Regions from separate parts of the Homo sapiens genome. Here regions 2 and 3 are each linked to region 1. The links are chromatin loops, found by intact Hi-C in ENCODE. Cell type or tissue: endothelial cell of umbilical vein. All regions are shown on one strand. Region 1 overlaps MAGI1 (membrane associated guanylate kinase, WW and PDZ domain containing 1). Region 2 overlaps MAGI1 (membrane associated guanylate kinase, WW and PDZ domain containing 1). Region 3 overlaps MAGI1 (membrane associated guanylate kinase, WW and PDZ domain containing 1).

The links. Hi-C counts contacts between places; a loop is a spot of excess contacts. Peaks named below come from ENCODE experiments on the same cell type or tissue, not always from the same donor. Only the 100,000 strongest peaks of a DNase experiment are listed, where the experiment ranks them.
Region 2: it touches region 1 in a loop (5-fold over the local background); 4 of 110 quality-filtered maps call a loop at or near these places.
Region 3: it touches region 1 in a loop (4-fold over the local background); 5 of 110 quality-filtered maps call a loop at or near these places.

Annotation. Positions count from the first base shown.
Region 1 is chr3:65,960,251-65,968,250 of GRCh38, forward strand. The region is part of intron 1 of MAGI1 (membrane associated guanylate kinase, WW and PDZ domain containing 1); the gene reads right to left. Among named protein-coding and RNA genes, the nearest start is that of MAGI1-IT1, 9.7 kb to the left of the region's middle. RefSeq lists an enhancer at 3,534-4,733. In endothelial cell of umbilical vein, no CTCF peak of the experiment used is centred here; DNase peaks (open chromatin) are centred at 1,621, 3,711 and 4,181; H3K27ac peaks cover 2,034 bases.
Region 2 is chr3:65,894,790-65,902,789 of GRCh38, forward strand. The region is part of intron 1 of MAGI1 (membrane associated guanylate kinase, WW and PDZ domain containing 1); the gene reads right to left. It overlaps MAGI1-IT1 (MAGI1 intronic transcript 1), which reads right to left. Exons shown (of 3, transcript NR_145422.1): 2 at 7,808-8,000. All of the region lies in intron 1 of MAGI1-AS1 (MAGI1 antisense RNA 1), which reads left to right. Among named protein-coding and RNA genes, the nearest start is that of MAGI1-AS1, 5.0 kb to the left of the region's middle. RefSeq lists a silencer at 6,485-6,779 and an enhancer at 7,103-8,000. In endothelial cell of umbilical vein, no CTCF peak of the experiment used is centred here; DNase peaks (open chromatin) are centred at 4,612 and 6,622; H3K27ac peaks cover 866 bases.
Region 3 is chr3:65,912,473-65,920,472 of GRCh38, forward strand. All of the region lies in intron 1 of MAGI1 (membrane associated guanylate kinase, WW and PDZ domain containing 1), which reads right to left. All of the region lies in intron 1 of MAGI1-IT1 (MAGI1 intronic transcript 1), which reads right to left. It overlaps MAGI1-AS1 (MAGI1 antisense RNA 1), which reads left to right. Exons shown (of 3, transcript NR_046575.1): 2 at 1,619-1,709. Among named protein-coding and RNA genes, the nearest start is that of MAGI1-AS1, 23 kb to the left of the region's middle. RefSeq lists a silencer at 3,082-3,376. In endothelial cell of umbilical vein, no CTCF peak of the experiment used is centred here; a DNase peak (open chromatin) is centred at 3,219; H3K27ac peaks cover 392 bases.

The sequences.
Region 1 (8,000 bases):
GCCTAGATTCCTCATGTGGAAAAGCTCCCAGAAAAGCTTGACTAGATAAGAAAAAAGTGATGTCTAGACAATTCTGCGTTAGCCTTCTGCTGGGAAAACCTCCAGCTGTTTCACTGAACCTCATACAACCAAATCATAGTTCACATTTCACAGATTCCTCACCAGGGTTTTGACATCTTGGGGGAAAAGAACTGAAGAAGGGTGGGCAAGACATCTGACTATAGGGCGGTTTCTAATAAAGCAATAAGTACAAACAATTCCAAGAAAACTAGGATGTCACTGGTCCCTGTGGTCACCAAACAAGAAGGATGTCTGTCCTATGTAAGGACACTGAAGAGGGGAAAAAGTGCGTAATCCTAATTTAATTATAATATTTTTTCCTATAATCAGAGAGGAGAAAGTCACCCAAGCTTGAAGCCAAAATTATAAATTTCATTGTCCACACAAATTGTACAAGATTTCCCTTGAGCAGACTGCAGGGAGGTGGGCTCTTGTTATCCTTCCTTCCTTTCAACTCTTCCATTTCTGTCTGTAATTTCCCCACCTTTGTTTCCATATAACTTCACCATCCTTGCTCCTATATGGCCACAAAGAAAATTCTGAGAAAAGAGTTGAAATACCCCAGTTAAATAGATTCCTTCCTTGTCTATTAAGAAGACATCACTCTTATTTACTTTCTGTACCTTGGCTCTAAGCTATAAGTTCATCTGTCTTTTCTATGCTATAGGCAGTACAGAGCATGGGCCAGCCTGAAATGGCAGGCCTGCAAAAATTGATATGCCAAATGAGAAATAAGAAAACTTGCTTTCAACTAACATGAAATCCCGGAATAACCTTTGAATTTCCATGACACCATTCATCTAGGGATAAGAGGGGAAGGCAGAAGGGGGCATTCCTGTGTCCATTTGGTGTACCCCTGCAACAGGCTATTACCACTTACTGCAATGCATTAAAGGTAGGACAGACAGCTAGGAAACGAACTGGTCTCTGTCCAGTCGAAGAATTAGTCAACACAAATCTACAGAAGTCACCTTGAGCTTGGTACTATCTACCCATAATGCATTTCCCCTCACCTCTTTAAATTCATTCAGTTATTCAGCCCCTCCCTTCCTGGGTGGTAACTACAACTGTTATTTTCAACTCCAGTTCCTTATGCAACACTGCAAAATGCATAACTGAACTGTACACTGTTAACTAAATAGATGATCAGTATAATAAAGAGTCCTCATGTAAATTAAGGAAAACATGTAAAAACCCCCCAAAAATCCACTGAAAAATCATTTGTGCATTCAACATAGAAAGACCCTTAAATATGCTATGCAGGGTATCTTAGAAAATAATATTAAAATGAAGCCCTCTTGGAGAAACTAATGACTTGTTTTTAAAGGTCTAGTGAGTGCCTAGATAGTGCCTTACTAAGGCATTCCGCAGAAAACAGGGTTCCTTGTATTCAGCGCAGTCAGGAGGTGAACTGATATCAAAGAACCACATCCATTCGTGTCATTTTACACGTTTCAAGAAACAAACTTTCCAATAAAGACAGACTCCATTCCTCTTCCCCCAACCTTCCTGTCAGGCTTCCCTTAATAAAGTTTCTGCCAGATAAACATCATGAATGTTCCATTGTGCTGAGAAGAAAGAAGTTTACAGCAAATTGCTTGGTTAGAGCTAAGAGTCTGGGAGCCACCTGAGCAAATCAGCTAAGTGCTTTGGAAAAAGCTATTTCCAAATTGGGACAGCTTCCATGAAGTGACTGGGCATAGTCTTCATGAAGAGGTTGTTTGTCTCCTCCTATCCGTCATATCAGTAGTTTCAAGATAAGAAGAAAGCATATTTGGACTGTTTGTTCTCATGGACATTAATCTGATTGTATTTTTTTTTTTTTTTTTTTTGACGGAGTCTCTCTCTGTCGCCCAGGCTGGAGTGCAGTGGTGCGATCTCCGTTCACTGCAAGCTCTGCAGTGGTTCACGCCATTCTCCTACTCAGCCTCCTGAGTAGCTGGGACTACAGGCACCCGCCACCATGCCCGGCTAATTTTTTTTTGTATTTTTAGTAGAGACGGGGTTTCACCATGTTAGCCAGGATGGTCTTGATCTCCTGATCTCGTGATCCACCCGCCTCGGCCTCCCAAAGTGCTAGGATTACAGGCGTGAGCCACCGCGCCCGGCCTCTGAATTGTATTTTTCAAGTGTACTAAAGTTCCTCCAGGAACTACACACACAACAAATGTACTTTCCAACTTGCTTATTTAGGAAGATCAGCTTTGTTACATCAAAACGTCCATTAGAAAGTCATGACACTGGCCAGGCGAGGTGGTTCACGTCTGTAATTACAGCACTTCGGGAGGCTGAGGTGGGAAGACTGCTTGAGGTCAGGAGTTCAAGACCAGCCTGGCCAACATGGTGAAACCCAATATCTACTAAAAACGCTGGGCGTGGTGGCCCACATCTGTAATCCCAGCTACTCAGGAGGTTGAGACACAAGAAACACTTGAACATGGGAGGCAGAGGTTGCAGTGAGCAGAGATCATGCCACTGTATTCCAGCCTGGGCAACAGAGCGAGACTCTGTCTCGGGGGGAAAAAAAAAAAAAAAAAGAAGCAGAAGAAAAAGAAGAAGAAGAGGAGAAAAGAAAAAGAAAGTCACAAAAAAATGAGCAGAGAAATTAGGTTTTACCTCAAGTGTCAGCAAAAAAAAAAAAAAAGTTAAAACAAGATGAGTTTTTTTTTTTAAACACTGCATATAAAACAATGAAGTAATTTGTTCAGAGAGTTCTGCTGTTAAAATAATGACAATCTGGCCAGGCGCAGTGGCTCACGTCTGTAACCCTAGCACTTTGGGAGGCCAAGGCAGATGGATTGCCTGAGCTTAGGAGTTCGAAAACAGCCTGGCCAACACAGTGGGGAAAAAAAAAAAAAATTAGCTGGGAGTGGCATTTGTAGTCCCAGCTACTGGGAAGGCTGAAGCAGAAGAATTGCTTGAACCCGGGAGGTGGAGGTTGCAGTGAGTCGAGAGCGCACCACTGCACTCCAGCCTGGTCAACAGAGCGAGACTCTGTCTCTTAAAAAAAAAAAAAAAGTAGCTCGGCCAGGTGTGGTGGCTCACGCCTGTAATCCCACCACTTTGGGAGGCCAAGGTGGGTGGATCACAAGGTCAAGAGATCCAGACCATCCTGGCCAACATGGTGAAACCCCGTCTCTACTAAAAACACAAAAATTCGCTGGGCATGGTGTCATGCGCCTATAGTCCCAGCTACTCAGGAAGCTGAGGCAGGAGAATCACTTGAACCCAGAAGGCGGAGGTTGTAGTGAGCCAAGATCGCGCCACTGTACTCCAGCCTAGGTGACAAAGCGAGACTCAGTCTCTAAATAAATAAATAAATAAAAATAATGACAATGTAATGTAGGATGGGCAGTTTGTAACTTTTCTATAATAATTCTTATATGATTTTAAAAGGGCCCTATGCGAACTACTTTAACATGCACTATTTTACTTGAAATCGCACAACACTCCCAAAACAGGAGAAAAATTTCATAAAGACAGAGAGCTTTGCTTGTTGTATACATTTATTTATTTCAAGATTTGGCACAATGCCAGGGATAGAGTGGTACTTAATGATATCTGTGGACTGAAGGTCAACACTTTTTCATATATTAGACAAATACAGCTCATAATGATTAAGAAATTTGTCTGAGACCACAAGGCTGGGAAATGACTAAGCCAAGCTTCCAATGAAGGGCAGTGAGTCAGATTCCTGAGTCTAGTTCATCTAATATAATTGTTAAGGGTGTTAACATTAATCTTTACTGCATCACATTTCTGCAAGGAAGCTTTGAGCCACCATCCTGAAGACTGAGAAACCAACACAATTTTAACCCATTAAGCACAGCAACTGCCCTGCCCTGTCTTTCAATATCCTGTCCCTGTCTCATTCACAGTGTACCTCTGCCCCCAGTAATTACCTTAGCGTCAGAGATCCACAAACAAAAACAATGTTAAGACTTGAGAGAAGCCAAACCACTCACCTGCTGAGGTATGGCAGCCCTAACTGTGGGAGTATCACCTCCCTACTGATATCAAAATCAGACCCTACAAAGGAGAAAGAAAGGTCATCTGAAATCACCTTGACACTCCAAACAGGGACTTATATCTGTGGGTCAGAGAGTGAATGAGTCATAGAGAGAAGAACACTTCATAGAACAGGGCATGAGTCACTGGTTCCTTTCTTATTGAGATAGAAAGAAAGGTATATCCTTTTATACATCTTGGGGGTAGTGCGGGGGCGGGGGGAACCACCATCTCTTTCATTTGCTCCCATTCTCATAGCTCCATGAACTGTCCACAAGTTATCACCGGTGAGTATGTGGTTCTCTTTTCAAGGCAGGGCTATCGCCCTTAACTTCCACTCCTCTCCAAACTTCAGGTTGTTTAGCACTAACTCCACTCAGACAGATTTTTTGAGCAGCTGCACACCTTTGTCTCCCTGACCAGAATCCCCAGGAATCATGCAAATCCTCAGGCATATCCTAGGTTCACTTTCAGGGGATTCCCTGAGGATGCCCCTTTTTTATGTTCAACAGCCTTAGGAAGCCACCCCCAAGTCCAACAGATACACAGTCCCCTTTTTGTGGATGTCCAGGCCACACAAGAAATGGAAAGAATTTCAATAAGAAACTCTCCCGGAAACTATATGCATATGCATATCTACTTCTAGGTACTGATGATGCCAAGGACTCTTTCATAAAGACAAGCACATTCGCCAAAGCCCCAAGGCATAATTAGCCTTGCTCTAAAACTTTCCTAAGTGGCCAGAATCTACTGCATATATTTTTCTTAGCCAAGAAACAGATGTAGAGTATAAATGGTTTTCCACTGAGTACCTTCAAAACAGATGCAACTATTTGGTAAATGTTCCATCTGCCCAGAGTATCCATTGTCAATGGAGACCAGACATACAAACTCCGAGGATCATTTAATTCAGTGTTCAAAAGAACTTCCATCATTTGCATCCCAGCCTCCTGACTTTTGCCACATATGGGTACCACTTCTACTATTCCACGTTACCCTTTTTAAAACCACTTTATTTTCATGTAATTAAATATATTTTAAATGGAAACTTCATATCACCTCTAGGAATAGACATGCAGAACCAGCTGCCATAAAAATGAAGTAACTAAAAGCAAATACATTGAAAGCAAAATCTTGCCATTAAAAGGTATGGTCTCTCAATTAGGAAGGAAAATTAGCAAATGTTAGGGGGTGCTGAAGACATATTAACACCTGATAGAGACTTACTTGATGTAATCTCAAGAACTGAGAAAGGATTAATGGAAGAGGAGGAAAGGAATGAATTTGAACTGAAGCAGGAACTCAAGTGAGAAGACAAAATCTGAGGACTCTGTTTCACCCTTTTTTTTTTTCTTTTTGGTTTTGTTTGTTTGTTTTTGAGACGGAGTCTTACTCGGTCGCCCAGCCTGGAGTGCAGTGGCTCACTTCAACCTCCATCTCCCAAGTTCAAGCAACACTCCTGCTTCAGTCTGCCTAGTAGAATGCACCACCATGCCCAGCTAATATTCTGTATTTTTAAGAGATGGGATTTCGCCATGTTGGCTGGGCTGGTCTCGAACTCTGACCTCAAGTGATCCGCCTGCCTCCACCTCCCAAAGTGCTGGGATTACAGATGTGAGCCATCACGCCCCACCAGTCACCCTCCTCTTTATACTGCTTACTATGGGTTACTTCTCAGAGATAGAAGACGGTATCAATGCCACAATCTAGGGTAAATGACCAACTGGAGTGTGGTTTGTCCTCAAAACTTCCATGTATGAGATAGAGTCAGTAGTATACTTATTTCTATTTTCTAACCTTCTTCCCACAAAATATTTTGGACAACAAACTAAGAGTAATTTGCTAGCATCTCAGAAGCTAAACAGGTGACCAATGATGGCACTGCCAAAATACCCCATGGTAATTCCTATTCAGCTAAGTCAGTTAAAGCCCATACAGCAAAAGCCCTCTGAATTGGAAATACTAATGGAAGGGACAGTATTTTACCAAACTACAAAAAACAGCAAGGTGTTCTCTCTTCTGCAAGACTGACTTTTCAATAGCTAAAAGTTACACCAAAATAATAATAATAATAAATAATAGTTAGGTGCGTCTACCTATTTGTTTTATTCAATCACAGAAATCTCTGCCACCTTATAGAATCCTGAAATTTCTGCATCTTGCGACTGACAAAAAGAGAAAGGGCAACTATTGGGAGGCCAGGGCAGGAGGATTGCTTGAGCCTAGAAGTTCGAGGTCGCAGTGGACTATGATGGCACCACTGTACTCCAGGATAGGTGGGCAGGGGTAGGGGGGAGCGGGGAGAGTGGGGGCGCGGCCAAAGCCTAGAGATTATGGCCATAGAAATAAAATAGATTTGTGATCAAACCCCATTGCTGCTAATTACGAGGCATCAGCTTGTTCATCTGCAAGTGGGGATAATCTGCTTAAGGTGGTTTTGAAGACCAAATGAGGCAATGTACATAAAATGTCTGGCACAGTACCAGGCACACAGTTGCTTCTCCCTAAAATCCATGACACCTACTGAATTAGTCTTTTTTAAATCCATGAAATGAACATTACTTTAGCACTTACTCTCTTTCATATACCAAATGGTTAATAGACAGTAACCGTTGTTTTAAGTGTCGTACATGTATTAATACATTTAATCTCACAAAACTCTATGAAGTTAGCACTACCGCGATTTCCATTATACAGATGACAATACTGAGGCACAAAGAGGCTCAGCAACTTGCCCAGAGTCACAGAGTTAGTGGACAGTAGACCAGGATTCAAACCCAGACAGTCTGGCACCACAGCACATATTCCTAACTACCCATACCATGGTGCCTTTGAAATGCTGGAGAAACATCACTGAAAAAGCCCAAAAAGGTAGACAGAGTGATAGACAGTTGGACAGCTATGTGATAAAACAGCATGGTAAAATGTCAGTGGCAGAATCTAAGTAGCGGGCATACAGGTGTTTGCTAAAAAATTCTTTCAACGTTGCTGTATGTTTAAAATTTTTCATAAGAAAACATCGGGAGGAGAGCAAGGAAGAGCCCAGAGTGTCATCTCCTCCTCAAAGATGGAAGCGTACTGAAAAAAAAGGTTACGCCAATAATGTCAGGATGAAAGGATTTCCCCACCCCGACCTGCCTCCCCTCCAAAAAGTAACCCAGTTAAAATCTATAGGCCACAGATTCCAGTTACAGGTTGCCCCAACTGGGGCCAATGGCTGAGAAACAGAGAGAAGCAGATGGGCTGTAAAACTGGGTCCTCTGCCAGCTAAGCTAGAGAAACCATCTCCCAATTGAAAGTGTTAATGGAAATGCCAGGCCAAAGCAGTCGACAGGAAACGTTTCTTGACGCTGTACATGCAAACAAATATGGCTTCTCCTACAAAGACAAAGAATGCAGTGGTCCAACCAGGCCTGTCTTTAAGTACTGGCAAGCACCCAAGGCAAGTTAACAGATTTCAACTTCTCAGGCTCTATAGATGAGTACCAGCTCTTGAAGACCTCCCAGGGGATGGAAGGGAAGGAAGAGTGAGGAAGGGGATTTCATCCAGGTGAAGCTGAGCCAGCGATTAAAGGGGAGGAGGCGTGAGTCTGCAGCGGTAATGCCCACACCTGGGGGTCAAGGAGGAAACTGAGGCAGTGCTCTCAAAGGAGACAGGTTATGTCTTTCACAAATGCTCCTATGACTGGTGCTGTACGGAATGTAATGAGATAAACCCTTGAACTGAAAGCCTGACAGCTTCTAGACTAGGTCTAAGGGAAGCAAGTAAATGAGAGACAGAAATGGAAAGAAAAATATGGTAAGAAAGGGAATTAAATTTTAGGCATGTTCTTATACAGTTGGCAAAAGTGAAAAATGATGCATCTTTTTGAAAGAGCAATTTGGCAATATCGAACAAAAACATGAAATGTGTCCACCTTTTGAACCAGGAA
Region 2 (8,000 bases), 65 kb before region 1:
AACTGCTTTTGAAAAGGCCAATCCCAGCTATGAGTGTCTCTTCTGGCATGGGAAATTTCATAACACATCTTTATTGCCGGCTGAGGCCACTTGCCTCATCCAGATTCACTGCCTTATGAAAATGTGCAATATGAATGTTTACCGTTGTCATGGAACCTTCACATGAGTTCAAAATAACACACACCCATCACTGTGGCATTTCCAAACAGGACTGAATGGTTGGAAACGGAGGTGCTAGCTAATGTTATTTATTAAAACAAATAAAAACGTCTCTTTTATTTTAGATATCTGTGATGTTCATGGAGGACTTGGCAATATGTGCATGGTTGGGCATAATCTGATAATAAATCCATCAGTCCTTTATTTTGCTACTGGTTAACTAAAATGCCAGACATAAAGGCAACTGTACTTCTTTAACAAATGTGTCTTCTTCTAAGTGGGCAGTGTCAGCACTTGTTCCCTAGACGGGTTCACAGCTAGTACAACACACAGAGTCCCCCATTCAAAACTTCAGCACCTCTTCTCCAGCCCCTATTCTCTCCACTCAATGTCTTAACCATGGGCATTAAGGAACACAACATGTGAAATATACAGGCAATTTGCTGGTCTGAGTTTGTGTGACACCTTCAGGTTTCAGAAATTAAACTGCCACCCTCAGGGTCAGAGACCAGAATTCTCAAAAGTACTACAATTCATTCGAGAAGGCAAGGCATGGTAGACACTACCTTTGTCTTCAAACAATAATCTAATTTTTTCTTTCCAAATCCCTACAAAGACTCTTTATATGATCAATGACCATCTATCTATCCGGCAGCTTTCTGTATCAAAGGGAATAACTTAACCTAAATTCATTATAGTTTCATGTGCCAAGTGCACAGTAATGGCTAAAATCAAAGTCATTGAGATGATGAAGCCCCATCCAAACTTACGTCAGTTACCCTCCATTTTAACATTGAAAAACAGTATTTATCAGTACCATCAATATATTTGCTTCTAAACACTTTTTCCTCAAAGGGACTTTTCAATCATCAAACTATAGCTGGCATTAAATCCAAAAGAATATTCAACTATAGCAAGTAATATTTCCCTGGAAAGCTATTAATTATTCAGCATTCCTTAGCTGCCTACAAGCAGATAGATACCCAGGTTGTTCTTTGTTGGAAACACTCACTCAGCGCCCCTGCCCCCAGCTTGGAGAGGAATACAGGCTGACCCACTACCATTGCATCTCTGTAAACCTCAAGAAGTGATGCTGCAAGGACCAGCTCAATAGTACCTAACAGCCTGGCTGACATGGGGAAGCCCCCAGCCAGACCAAAATCTCCACCCACTGCGGTATTTTTCTCCCTATAGGCAATAGACAAAAGGCCAATGTTCCCACTCACTTTAAATTCAGGCATAAGTAACAGGACTCAGACAAGGAAGAAAACTGAAGTCCCAGTCAAAACTGAAACCCACCAGCGTATATAATAAGTATTTTTATTATTATCACTAACAGCAGTAATCACGACAAAAAAAAAAAAGTACAACCATGCCCATGGCTGACAGGAAGGTTATCAATCGAGGACAATTTAGTTATATGTGGTTTAGGAAGAAGAAAAAACGACTTGAAATTATCAAAACCTTGGACTCAGGAATATCACATCTGTGGAGCTTGTCCAAGAAAACTACGAATCATGTGGACAAAGATTTAGCTACAAGGACATTCAACAAAGAGTTGTTTAAAACATGAAAAACTGGCTGGACACGGTGGTTCACACTTGTAGTCCCAGCTATGCAGGAGGCTGGGGCAGGAGGATCGCTGGAGCCCATAAGTTTGAAGTTACAGTGAACTATGATTGTGCCACTGCACTCCAGGCAGGGCATCAGAGACCCCGTCTCAAACAAACAAACAAACAAACAAACTGGAAACAACCTAAATACCCAACAATAATATGGACAGTATACATCCATACAATGAAATACTAAGTAAAACTTTAAAATGATAGTGTAAAAGCAGGTGAGGCTTTTCTTTGACATGGCAACCTGTTCATGATTTCACAGGAAATGAATATTCAAGTAACAAAATGTATACTGTTCAATATAAATTTTGATTTTATACACCTACACATAATACAACTAGAATAATACAATTGCCCCTCCATATCCGAGAAAAATTGGTTCCCAGGATCCCCTTGGATACCAAAAATCCACAGATGCTCACATCTCTGATATAAAATGGTACAGTACTTGCATAAAACCTATGCACATCCTCCTGTATAGTTTAAATCATCTCTAGATTACTTATAATACCTAATACAATACAAATGTTATGTAAATAGTTGTTATACTGTTTTTTTATTTGTACTATATTTAGTACATCACTAAAGAATAAAACTGGTTATATTTGATAGGTGGAAAAACAGGTGAGTTTTTGGGTTAGCTCTTCCTAATAGTTCTGTAATAAACATGTACCACACTCTTTTGCATTAGAAAATTAATGGACTTTAATTCCAACACTTTGAGGGGCCAAGGCAGGAGGATAGCTTAAGCCCAGGAGTTCCAGACCAGCTGAGGAAACACAGCAAGAACCTGTCTCCCAGAAAACCAAACACCGCATGTTCTCACTCACAGGTGGGAATTCAACAACGAGAACACTTGGACACAGGGTGGGGAACATCACACCCTGGGGCCTGCTGTGGGGTGGGGGGCAGGGGCGGAATAGCATTAGGAGAAATACCTAATGTAAATGACGAGTTAATGGGTGCAGCAAACCAACATGGCACATGTATACCTATGTAACAAACCTGCATGTTGTGCACATGTACCCCTATGTAACAAACCTGCATGTTGTGCACATGTACCCTAGGACTTAAAGTATAATTAAAAAACAACAACAACAACAACAAAAAAGAACCTGTCTCCACAAAATTTTTTTTTAAAATTCAGCCAGGCATGGTGGTGTACCCCTGCAGTCCCAGCTACTAGGGAGGCTGAAGTGGGAGGATCACTTAAGCCCAGGAGGTTGAGGCCGAAGTGAGCTATGATAGCACCACCGCACTCCAGCCTGAGCAACAGAGTAAAATCCTGTCCAAAAAAAATAAAAAAAGAAAGAAAGGAAAAGGGGGGAAAAAAAAAACTTAATGGAAAGCATTTAAGCATTTCAACAACATTCTACCACAGGGATCACTTTTAAAGGCATACTGTTTTCAGAAAGACAGATGTTTTCTCCCTAAAATTAACTTGCAGTCCAAATCCAAATATTTAACTCAAGATACAGCCATAAACAGCTTTTTCTCTCTGTAGGACACTTAAGAATAAATGCTTGTGATTAGACTGACCACCAGCCAGAGAGTTTGATATACGATTTGGTTTAATGTTTTCTACAAAAATCCCTGCTCAAAAGGATTCTTCTCAATGTATCTATTTCCACCTGTTTCCTGTATTTGTTTCTCCCCAAAATCCTACCTTTCTGTGGCATAACATCGAATTTTTATTCATCCCAAATAATGGTCCACTGAACACTTTAAATAAAAGGCGGCTGGGTAGTAGCTTGGAGATAAAGCACTATTTTACAAAACCCTAGGGAAAGGCAGTAATATGGAAGAGTTTAGTGTGGCATCATAAAAAGTAGGCATTTACTTGTAAAAATTAAATGCACACAGGCTTGTTCATTTGTATGTGTACATATGTACGTGTAAAAAAATTATATACACAAATAAAGAAAAACAACAAAACAAAACAAAAGAACCCTGAAATTCAAATTGTTGACAGGTATAGAAAATAGGAGTAAGTTCATGGCTCCTTCATTTGCTATGTCTCATTTCACAAAAGTTCCTATTATTTTGAAACACTTAGTATACAAAGTCCTTCAAAATATACTGACATAGAAAAGCAAATGAAAATGACAGCAACCAAAGGCAAAGTAATAGTTAATAATAATATATTGTATAGTTTCAACTAGCTAGAAGGAAAATATTGAACATTCCCAACATAAAGAAATGATAAATGTTTGAGAAGATGGATATGCTAATTACCCTGATCTGATCACTATACATTATATGTTTTCAAAATATCATATGTACCCCATGAATATGTACAATTATTATTTGTCAATTTAAGTAAATATATTTTTAAATAATTAAAGAAAATTTAAAAAAATTTTTTTTTGAGACTTGGGTCTCACTCTGCAGCCCAGGCTGAAGTGCAGTGGCACAATCTTGCCTCACTGAAGCCTCAACTTCCCAGGCTCGGGTGATCCTCCCACCTCAGCCTCCTGGGCAGCTGGGACTACAGGCACACACCACCACCACGCTCAGCTAATTTTTTTGTAGAGACGGGTTTCGCCATGTTGCCCAGGCTGGTCTGGAACTCCTGGGCTCAAGCAACCCTCCTACCTCAGTCTCCCAAAGTGCTGGTATTACAGGTGTGACCCACCACGCCCAGCCTAAAGGTGTTTTAAGTAATATATTCTAAATGGATATCTTTCAAAACAGAAAATACATTCACAGTGGAAAAAGTAAAATGTGAGGATTCAGCTCCAGGAAAAGAGTCATCAGAGGAAGGAAGTTCATAACTACTCAGGTCCATTTTCTCTTTACAATTCTTACTAATAACATGTCCCATTATGACCATTCCGCTGAAGAAATCAGACTTATCAAGAAATGAAAACAGATCACAGGAAGGCAGGGGAGGAAATGTCAACCTCAGAAAAAACTGAGATCATTTCAGAGGTGCTGACAGATAATGGAAATGCCACCATGGCAAAACACTACCATCCTTTTGTGACATAACTGGGATAAAAATCCCTACAGACAACAATACCAGGGGAATAAAATTAAGAGAGCTGAAAACAGAAAGAACAACTATGACCTATTCTCATGTTTTATGCTGGAAAAATGAATTTGCAGCAAGGGCCTTGGTGCCAATGTTAATTCTCCATACATATGGAGCCCCAAAGATATATCTAATACAGTTTCATATATACTTCTGCTAACTTGCTTACATTCTGAATGGGACTTTCAAAGGGGGATAAAGTTAAAACTGGATTAAGGAACCCAAATTAAAATAAACCCTTCCTGATGCACTAATTTTTCAGATACCATAGAAGTCTTGGTCAAGTCCAAAGTGAGAGTGCTAAGATGGCATTGCACCCACAGAAATACAGATCTTGCTTCCAAAGATGAGGGGAAAGGAACATTTTTCACATATCTTGCAGTTAATCACTTACATACTTAGATCAAAGGGAGTAATCAAAGTTCCAAAAGAATTTCAGATTAGCTTTTACATTATCATGTGTCCCATGATTACAATTACCTGGACCCAAAAAAAAAAACGAGCTTTCTACACTAATGGATTTGTCTTGGGGACAAGAGATAGGCAGTATACACCCATCGTCTTGCTTTGCACGTTATTGCAAGGACACACGCAACATCGTGTCTTTCCTATGTCAGGCATCCTTGGACTCATTAACTCTTAAAAATCCCATCCATCACCCAGGACATAAAAGGTAAAAGTCACAACATCACTAACCAACCTTCAAGATAACTTCTCACTCACTACAATGAACATGATGTGTAAGAGGTAGACAGAAAACACAGTGTTATAATTGGGAAGAGGTGATAAAGGTGTGAGCAAAAATTAAAAGAGTCATGTATTATTTGCCTAGTGTTAGACTTGAAAAAGGGCTTAGTATATGGTAAGCACTCAATAAATGTTCACTTAATCATAATATACTAGTACAGAATTACTTAGCCATATCTGTCTGTCCAACACCACACATATAAATACTCACCATTTGACTAGGTTTTGATGAACTTGAAATTGGCGTGAAGAGGGAGTTAGTAAGAGGCCCCACAAAGAAACACAAAAAGGCAACTGTGGTGAACACCACCAGGTTACCAGATGAATACCCTGTCTCCCCAGTCTTCTAGCCATTTTCTTACCCCTATAGGTTACAAAAGACATACTTTCAGCCATCATTTTCGCATAGAACGCCATTACGCTGGCCACAGGTGCAGACATCTGACCTATTATGAACCATTGAGAATCCTTCTCCCTGGTATTTACAATCAGAACTAAGAGATTCCAGCTTCAGTCTGGATGAACCCTTGAGAGGAAGAAGTATATGCTAGGAGTGTGGACAGCCAGGCTCTGGGAAGCAGATCAGTCTATTTTGAGAGAACAGAAGAATGAAGTAAGAGCGCATTCAGCAGGAAATGAAAAATACCTACAGAAAAACCTGATAAGGTTCAAAGTCTTAGTCCCGGGGTGTTTCCAAAACTGGCCTACACTGGATAACCCTTACCTTGGGTATGCTTCAGATACCCTTACAGTAAACATCCTCTTTTTATTTTTGCTCAAGAGCATTTATACTACTTGCAACGCAGAGCCCAACATAAAGACTATTCCTCTCTAACCAAAACAATCCAGAGACAAGGAAAAAATAAAAGATGACGCCACACAAAAGGAAGAGCAAAATAGCCCAGGGTGGTCTTTCCAATGATGAGGAATCCACCATGCAGGCCCAGACCAGAGACTGGGAGCTCAGAGAAAGTGTATGGATGACATTTCTGTTCATCCTCGGTGGAAGGGTGAGAGTCACGTGGTGACGAAATTGGCTGGAGATATGAGCGTTGTTTTTACAATGTTTTAGTATCTGTGAATACCACATTCTTTTCCTTTCTTGTACAGTCTTGTTTGAAACTCTGGCAAAACGCTGCAAAGGGGAAGCAATTGGAAGTTGGCTGAGATGAAGTTATGTGATTTCAATTAAAAACATTCTCTCACTTGTGGCTTGCTATCGCTGTGGAAAATAAAGAACTGCAACGGCAAGGTTTTTTCCCTATTGAAAATATTTCTGTTAAGCTTCAGAACGGTGAAAATCATTTATCTACATACACAAATAACTTCTGTTCAAGTTATATCGGGGCTCTGGTCCAATCCCCAGATTCTGCGAAAAAGGCAAATTTTGTATAGACTAATTCTACTGTTCTCATTTCCTCAGCACCCTCCACAATTTTGCATGTATACATCCCAGAATGCCTAAAAACTCACAAATGCCTGCTATCCCACAGGGTTCCAATAATTAGCACTTTTACAAGTACATCCTTATTTTGCTGCAGAAAATACTTACGAGGTTTTAAAATTCATTATTTTTTTTAATACATCATTTTCACTACACAAAAAGAACTACCAAGACTGGTCTCCTCAAAAGGATAACATACTTCTTAATGTTTCCCCATGATATTTATTAAACGCTAAGGAATGCAAAAATAACATATATTTGTGAGAGTTCTCTGATATGGATTAATGATCATTTCTAAATATAGCAATAGTAGGGAATAAATGTCTGGATTTGCTTATGTTTACTAAACAATAATCTTACAGGTTGGTATTTTACTGCTTTACAAATACGAGGGAGACAAACAAGCAAAGCTGTAGGAGAGAGAAAACTCTCACATCGCAATTGTGTCTGCCTAGAGAATCAGGTTCCTGAACACTGCTCCCACCTCCAAAGTATCTGACAAGGAGGGAAGCCACAGACTGCTCCCAGTCTGAATGCAAGCCCAACCTCATATAGTAGAATGAAAACAAACTCAGCCAAGATGGTTCCTTAGCAGTAAAATTCGCAGCAATTCAGGAAGATAGCAGCCCCTAGACACGGACTTGAGAACTTGAGAAGGCAGCCACAGCCCAGCCCCTTGCGTATGTAAAGTAAGCTCCTACAAGTCATTCATTCCTGCAGGAAGCACCCCTGGCCCTCCTAAGAATCACAGCAGAAGGGCTAAGTTTTAGCTGTGAAAAGACAGAGCTTGAGCTCTCTTACCTGTACCAGCCTGTGGCTCCCTCCCACTTATTCCAATTTGCGACAGGCATCCAGGGCTCTTCCTGCAACTCTGAACGGGGCGGATCCTGCCAAGTCTCTGCTCGTACCTGAATGCAGGAAACTGAGCATGCTCCCCATCAGGGAGCAGCACTAGGGCAGGACACACGCCATTACCTCCAGCTTGGGAATCAGA
Region 3 (8,000 bases), 48 kb before region 1:
TTGGGCTCCCTGTTTCGTCTAATAAACAAGTACATGTTTAAACAAACAAAAACAGGTAACAAAAAAATGTTTTTCAGGTCACACGCAAAGTAGGATTAGTTTGGAAAAGGAAGACCAGCACCTGGAAAACCAATTTCACTTAAGTACCTCACCAAGAGACCCTGACCAAGTGACTTAATCTCTTAGGACCAGCTTCCTTAATCAAATGTGAAAATAAGGATTCTTTTTTAGTTACCTTAGAAGATTATTATGAGAATCAAAAGAAAGCATGAACATGGAAAATTTTATCAACTCTGACAAGACATTAACAAATATCCCCAGAGGAGGTCAAGCAGGCCTACCTGAGTCTACAAGTGGAAAAGTTTGTCAAATACACTATAAATAGCTACACTAGGTACAAGTCATGAAAGGAAAACCAGACACAGCACCTATATCAGCAAACAACCTATCAGACATCATGAAGAATAAAGTAAACTTTTATCTAGTTTGATCTCTTTAAATACTACCAAGCCATAAGGGGCTGGGCGCAGTGGCTCACACCTATAATCCCAGCACTTTGGGAGGCAAGGCAGGCAGATCACTTGAGGTCAGGAGTTCGAGACCAGCCTGGCCAACATGGTGAAAACCCTACTACAAAAATTAGCCAGGCGTGGTGGTGCACACCTGTAATCCCAGATACTCAGCAGGCTGAGGCACAGGAGGCGGAGGTTGAACCCAGGAGGCAGAGGTTGCAGTGGGCAGAGATTGTGCCATTGAACTCCAGCCTGAGCAACAGAGCAAGACTGTCTCAAAAAACAAACAAAAAATAATAAATAAACACTTCCAAGCCATGAAGTTCAATTCTTTGAGAACCATTTTTTCATATTTGACAAAATTGCATTTAGATGGAATTAGGATTATTCCTCCTCCCCAACCCCCCCAAAAAATCCAAAACATGGTTCAATGCTTTCAGGTAATTTCTACCTAAATTCTGACCTAAATTTGGGAGAGGCAACCCCAAAGTATGGCCTGTAGAAAGCTAATAGGTATAGGTTGTTTCGGAAGATGGGGAGGTAGTGTTCAGAAAGGAGAGATTCCAGAAAGGGTTCTGTTAGTTCACTAATTTGGGAAATGCTGCATTGGGCAAAACAGGTTCCTTAAACACAGTACTGCTTGGAGCATTTACCATGAGATGCCTTTCAAATCCCTAACAAAGTATTGGAATAAAAAGCATTTTGCAAACTTATTTGCAAAGAGCATCCTTCAGGCAGGTGTTCCACAGAAAACAAACTGAAAACACAGCAGAAGACAGTTAACAGAGGAAATACAGGGAGGAGAAATTCCTTCGGAACATATCGTATTTTTTGAAGGCAATGTGAGTAGAGTACCATGGAGGAATTCTACCACTGACTGTGTATCCCAAGGTCTTTATCTTCAATTCAAGGGGTTCTAACACTCCTGAATATTCTTGGCAATTTAGAAAACACTCACATGGACCCAGAAAGCAATTGCTTTAAACCCAGAGAGACCATTAGAAAGGACAAAGGGAGACAAAGAAGGAAGAAAAGAGGATCTTAGACCCTGCTTTCTCCCCTAATGCTTATTAACAACTAATTGGCTTTCATGTTTTCTCCATTAGGTTTAGCTTCATGATCAAAATCACCTCAGGGCATACTACAATCAACCAAACATCAGCCTTCAAGAGATGCACCATATGACTACATCCACAGGTCAGCATACATACTCAGCCAGCATAAACCCGGCGGGGACTTCTACCAACAGAGGGCCTCCTGTGAAAAGCCTGGAAAAAAAAGTCAACTCTCTGTTGCATAGTGAGCAACATAAATCCAGCAACATTTATTTCAGAACAAAGATCGATCTGTTAACTAATTAATCTGAACCCACAAATGAACACATTCAAACTGGGGTACTTCCTGGTTTCATCACAAATTCAAATGCCATCAGGGGCCATGCAGATAACCTCAACTAGTGAAGCAGACAATGTCTGAAAAAGTAGAGAATTATGGAGACTAAGAGGGGACCTGAGAGTTCAAGCCAAGCCTCAAGGCATTCACGCTCAATTCAATTAAAACACAGTGCTGACTCTAGCTCCCCTCAGACAAAACAAAACAGGTGCAGTCCAAATCCAGCCCACAGGCTACCAGTTTGAGAGCTCTGGGAAGGCCACCATCCTTAAGAGGATTTGAGCCTAATGTTCGACAAATGCCTAATAAGCATATTAAATTTACAAATCACAAAGTTGAGAACAGTATCAACCCAAATGTGCCAAACAAATTTGCTTATGGTGGATGGATATTTACAGGATATATGTACATATACAAAGGGTTTCAGCACTGTACAACAGAGTTCAATTGCTTAGAGTAACCTGCTGCATGACCTCGGGTAAGATATGTTACTTTTCTGAGCATCAACTTCCCCATCTATAAAATGAAGATAATAGCACCCCCTTGGGATAGTAGTGAAAGTTACACAGGAATAAATTTGTAAAGCTCTCAGCATGTAGTAGGCACTCAATAAATGATAGTTGATAATTTTTTTACAAAGCATATTTAGGCTAGCATTATAATGCACATTTAGAACAACTCATTCAAGGACAAAGTCAATCTCTTAGGCAAATTGTGTGGTAAATGATGTTGATCAGTCCCTTGCAAGAAACTGCTAATCATATGACCAGTCTCACTTAGCCTCTTGCCACACAGAGGTCATGAAAGGATGCTGGTGCCATCTCATGGTAATGCTCAGAGCCCACAGGAGATACAAATGCTAGGACTGTTCACATTTGAACAGCAGCTTGTACATATTTAGCATTAATTCTGTTAAATATTTTTAAATACTCAATTCAGAAGCATAAATCCAAACACCAACGGGATGCTAACACATCGCTCCATGCCAAACACCTTGCAATGTGCACAGTCATTTGCCCTCTAAAATTCACACCCGTTCAAGTTACTCTTCTCACCTTGTCTTCCAGCAGATGATCTGCACACTTGCCCCTTTTTAGACACTGGCTGCTTTCTCCTACAGAAAATTTAAATTCCAAATTGTTTGGGTCTTTTTCTTTTTTTAAAATCCCTGAAGAGACTGGACTGGGAAGAGGAAAAACGATGAATAACACACAGGTGCTTCCTACCTAATTAAAAGAAAAGTTTACAGCTGCACTGGTTGTGAATCATCCCTCTGGGTTATCCAGTGTATCCTTCAAGTGGCACGTAGTTCCATCAAGAGCCATATTCCATATGCTTTCCTGAAAACTGCCTTCTCTTTGCTTGGTAAAATGATGACTATCAGGTAACTAATGGCATTTTATACTTCCTGGCTTTCCTCTCTATGGACAAAGCAGTTCATTTGTGCTTCCTTATTTCTAAAAATAAATAACCCTGAAAAAAGGACTCAACTTAGTGAATCAAGCTTTGATTTATGTTGAAAAAGCAAGATGCAAATTTGTGTATTTATTATCATTTCTGTGTAAGAAATACATATACATTTATATGATACATATATAAAATGTGAATATATATAATATGTATATATTTATATACATATAATTTATAATATTCAATACACAGTATATTATATATATATATTCATCTATTTCTTTCTTTTCTTTTTTTTGAGACAGAGTCTTGCTCTGTTGCTCAGGCTGGAGCGCAGTGGCACATTTTCAGCTCACTGCAACCTTTGCCTCCCGGGTTGACGCGATTCTCATGCCTAAACCTCCCAAGAAGCTGGGATTGCAGGCACATGCCACCACACCCAACCAGTTTTTTTGTATTTTTAGTAGAGACGGGGTTTCGCCATGATAGCTAGGCTGATCTCAAATTTCTGGCCTCAAGTGATCTTCCCGTCTCAGCCATTGTATTAGTCTGTTCTCATGCTGCTTGATAAAGACATACCCAAGACTGGATAATTTATAAAGAAAAAGAGGTTTAATGGACTCACAGTTCCATGTGGCTGGGGAGGCCTCACAATCATGGCAGAAGGCGAAAGGCACACCTTACGTGGTGGCACACAAGAGAGAAAATAAGAGCCAAGTGAAAGAGGAAACCCCTTATAAAACCATCAGATATTGTGAGACTTTTTCACTACCACAAGAACAGAATGGGAAAAACCACTCCATGATTCAATTATCTCCCACCAGCTCCCTCCCACAACACATGGGAATTATGGGAGCTACAATTAAAAATGAGATTTGGGTGGGGACACAGCCAAACCACAATCGCCTCCCACAGTGCTGAGATTACAGATGTGAGCTACTGCACCTGGCCTATATACATGAATTTCTTACTTAAGTACATGTATCATACACACACTAACACACACACACACACATACACACACACACACCCTGCCACTACCTCCAGAGAAACCAAATAATGAAATAATGAGGATAGGAGAAGACAGTTGTCAGGGATAAGTTCTACTGTTCTCATTGTATACTTTTTAAAATCTTGGATAATCATACACGTAATATATTAATGGTCCAAAAAAGTTAACTTTGACTTCTTTAAAAATTTGTCTGGACTGCCAGGTGTTTTCTTATATTTTAAATTTATAATGTCAAAGGTAATTGAAATAATCTGTTTTTATTTCTTAAGCTTATCCTTAGACATTTCCACCTTCTTACACATAAAGAGAGAAACATCTAGAAAGATACATATTATACCATTAACTCTAAAGGATGAGGAGTTACATGGGGCTACAGGGTTTCCTTTCTCCTCTATCCTTCTACATCACTAGTAGCACTTTTGAAATTGAAAAATAAAACCAACAATGAGATACCACTACACACCTATTAGCAAAGCCAAAATCCTAAACACTGACACCACCAAATGCTGACAAGGATATGGAGCAACAGGAACTCTCACTCACTGCTGGTGGGAATGCAAAATTATATTGCCACTTTGGAAGACAGTTTGGCAGTTTCTTATAAAACTAAACATAATCTTACCACACAATCTAGCTAGCAATCATGTTCCTTGGTATTCAGCAAAGGAGTTGAAAACTTATGTCCACACAAAAACCTGCACATGAAAGTTTATAAAAGCTTTATGTGCAATTACCAAGTCATCCTTCAGTAAATGAATGGATAAAAGAACTATGGTACATCTAGACAAGGCAATATGATTCAACACTAAAAAGAAACACACCATCAAGCCATGAAAACACATGGAGGAAACTTACAAATGCATAGTGCTAAGTGAAAGAAGCCAATGTGAAACGGCTACATACTATATGATTCCAATTATCTGACATTCTGGAAAAGGCAAAACGATGGAGACAGTAAAAAGATCAAAAGTTAGGGGAGTGGGGAGATAAATAAGTAGAGCACCAAGAATTTTTAGGCGGTGAAACTAGTCTGTATATTATAATGGTGGACACGTGTCATTACATATTTGTTCAACCCTATAAAATGTACAACACCAAGAATGAACCCTAATGTAAACTAAGGTCTTTGGGTGATAATGATGTGTCAATGTAGGTTCATCAATTGTAACAAATGTACCACCTTGGTGGGGGACGTTGATAATGGGGGAGGCTGTGCACAGGCTGGAAGCAGAGGGTACATAGGAAATCTTTGTACCTTCCTCTCAATTTTATTGTGAATCTAAAAATGCTCTAACGAAGTCTATTGTTTTTAAACAGCTACTCAGAAAAATAAAAGAATGAAACTAATTTTACAGTTACAAAGAGAATATCTACACACTGAGGTAGGGTCAGAATCAGTAAACATGAATTCCTATCATTAAGCATTTTTATTAAATACCTAGAAGGGCATCTGTAGTTTAAGAAGAAACTTACATAACTCTCTCAGGTCAATTTTCTGCACTCTACTTTTGCTTCTCTTGGTTAAAAATCTGGGGTTGGGAACATATATTCACCTGTGCATTATACTCTTGCTCCAAAACATTTTTTTTTTTTTTTTTTGTGAGACGGAGTCTCGCTCTGTCACCAGGCTGGAGTGCAATGGCGCGATCTCGGCTCACTGAAACCTCTGCTTCCCAGGTTCAAGCAATTCTCCTGCCTCAGCCTCTCGAGTAGCTGGGATTACAGGTGTGCACCACCACGCCCAGCTAATTTTTGTATTTTTAGTAGCGATGGGGTTTCACCATGTTGGTCAGGCTGGTCTCAATCTCGTGACCTCATGATCCGCCTGCCTTGGCCTCCCAAAATGCTGGGATTACAGGTGTGAGCCACCGCGCCCGGCCTCCACAACATTCTTAAACTGATTTCTTTTGCCAACAAATGAGTTGTTTTCATCCTATTGCTTGGTGACTACGCAGGTCAGCTTAAAATTATTGTTTGCTTAAATTCAAAGAATTTAAAATGCTCTTCTCTTCAAATTATCCCTACCAACAAATAAATGCAAGTTAAGGAGAATGCTTACAAAAAGTTAAGAGGAGTTCAATTATACTGCAGAGTGATCTGTTTTTCTCAAGGAAGGATAATAATCCTCATTTTCAAAAAAAAAACAAACAAACAAAACAAAATGTAAACTAGCCAAAAGGGTATAAAATTGGAATCCCAAATTATTCTGGGAAACAATACTGTGCCCACAAGGGCACTCACTACACATGAAACCAGATAGTATGGTTAACATTGATCTGTGAAGACTGAAGACTATCAGTTTTCATGATCCTTGCTCAACAGAATTTCACTGGCTTTTCCTTTGGAGAACACTAAACTAATTTCATTGAATTTGAGGGAGCTTTCCCCCCAGGAGACAAAATGCTGACTTCTCATTCTGAAGTTATAAATGTAAAAACAATTTGATTTTCTACTTCTTAACCTCCAAAATGCTTACACAAGGGCCAGATGTAATGGCTCATGCCTGTAAATTCCAGCACTTTGGGAAGCTAAGGCAGGACGATCGTTTGAGCCCAGGAGTTTGAGACCAGCCTGGGCAACACAGGGAGACCCCATCTCTACAAAAAAATTTTTAAATTGGCCAGGAGTGGCGCACGCTCCTGTGGTCCCAGCTACTTGGGAGGCTAAGGGGGAGGATCTCTTGAGCCCAGGAGTTTGAGGCTGTAGTGAGCTACAGTTGTGCCACTGTACTCTAGCCCAGGTGACAGAGCAAGACCCTGTCTCAAAAAAAAACAAAAAGAAAAAACAAACAAACAAAAAAGAAACAAACAAAAAATGCTTACACAAGAGAAGGTATCAGGAGGTAACTTGGATATATTTTCATTCTCTCATTCTCTCTCCTTCTCTCTCTCTCTCTCTCTCTCTCTCTCTCACATTTTTCAAGTTAGAAAAAGGCAACGTTCCCCCATTCGAGGCTTTGTTAACAGTGACCATTATACACGGCTGGAATAATTTCTCTCATACAGTCTGTCAGCCTGCTTCCTGATATCTAACTACTGCTTTGAACACTAGAACTCTCAGTTTTAGCCAGACATCACAGACCTTCCATCATCTTAACCCCTTTTAACTTTTTTCAATCTTATCCCATTGGTCACCAACTTAAGATTCCTGGAAACTCAGGAATGAAATAAATCTAAGTGGTCACTTGGTCTAACTTCAGGTCCGATGTTTAAATTCACACAAACTTCTCGCAATGACCCAGACTAGACTTGGAAAGCTCTGAATCAGTGAACAAACCACATTTCTTGGCAGCCACACTTATTTTAGGGAGTTTTGCACATCACAAATTACCCACAACAGTCCTGTTCACATCCTTTAGGGCCCACACAGAATCTGGCCAACTTCATTTACACATATTAGCCATCTATTTAAAGAGCTGGTTTCCACCTGCATCCTGCTGTATTTTTTCCTTCCAGCTAAACACCTCGACCTGTGCCCTCAATTTCTCAAAGACCCCTGTGATAGTCATTAAAAACAGTGATATTAAAAAACAAGGGCTCTAAAATTATCTTCTTTTTAGTTTTAAGCAGTGGGGAACAGAACATATTGGATCTTCCATCAAATTCTGACAGTCACACACAAACACCGTATGAATTTCTAATCCTGAACCATCTCTTTTTAAGGTATAATACATG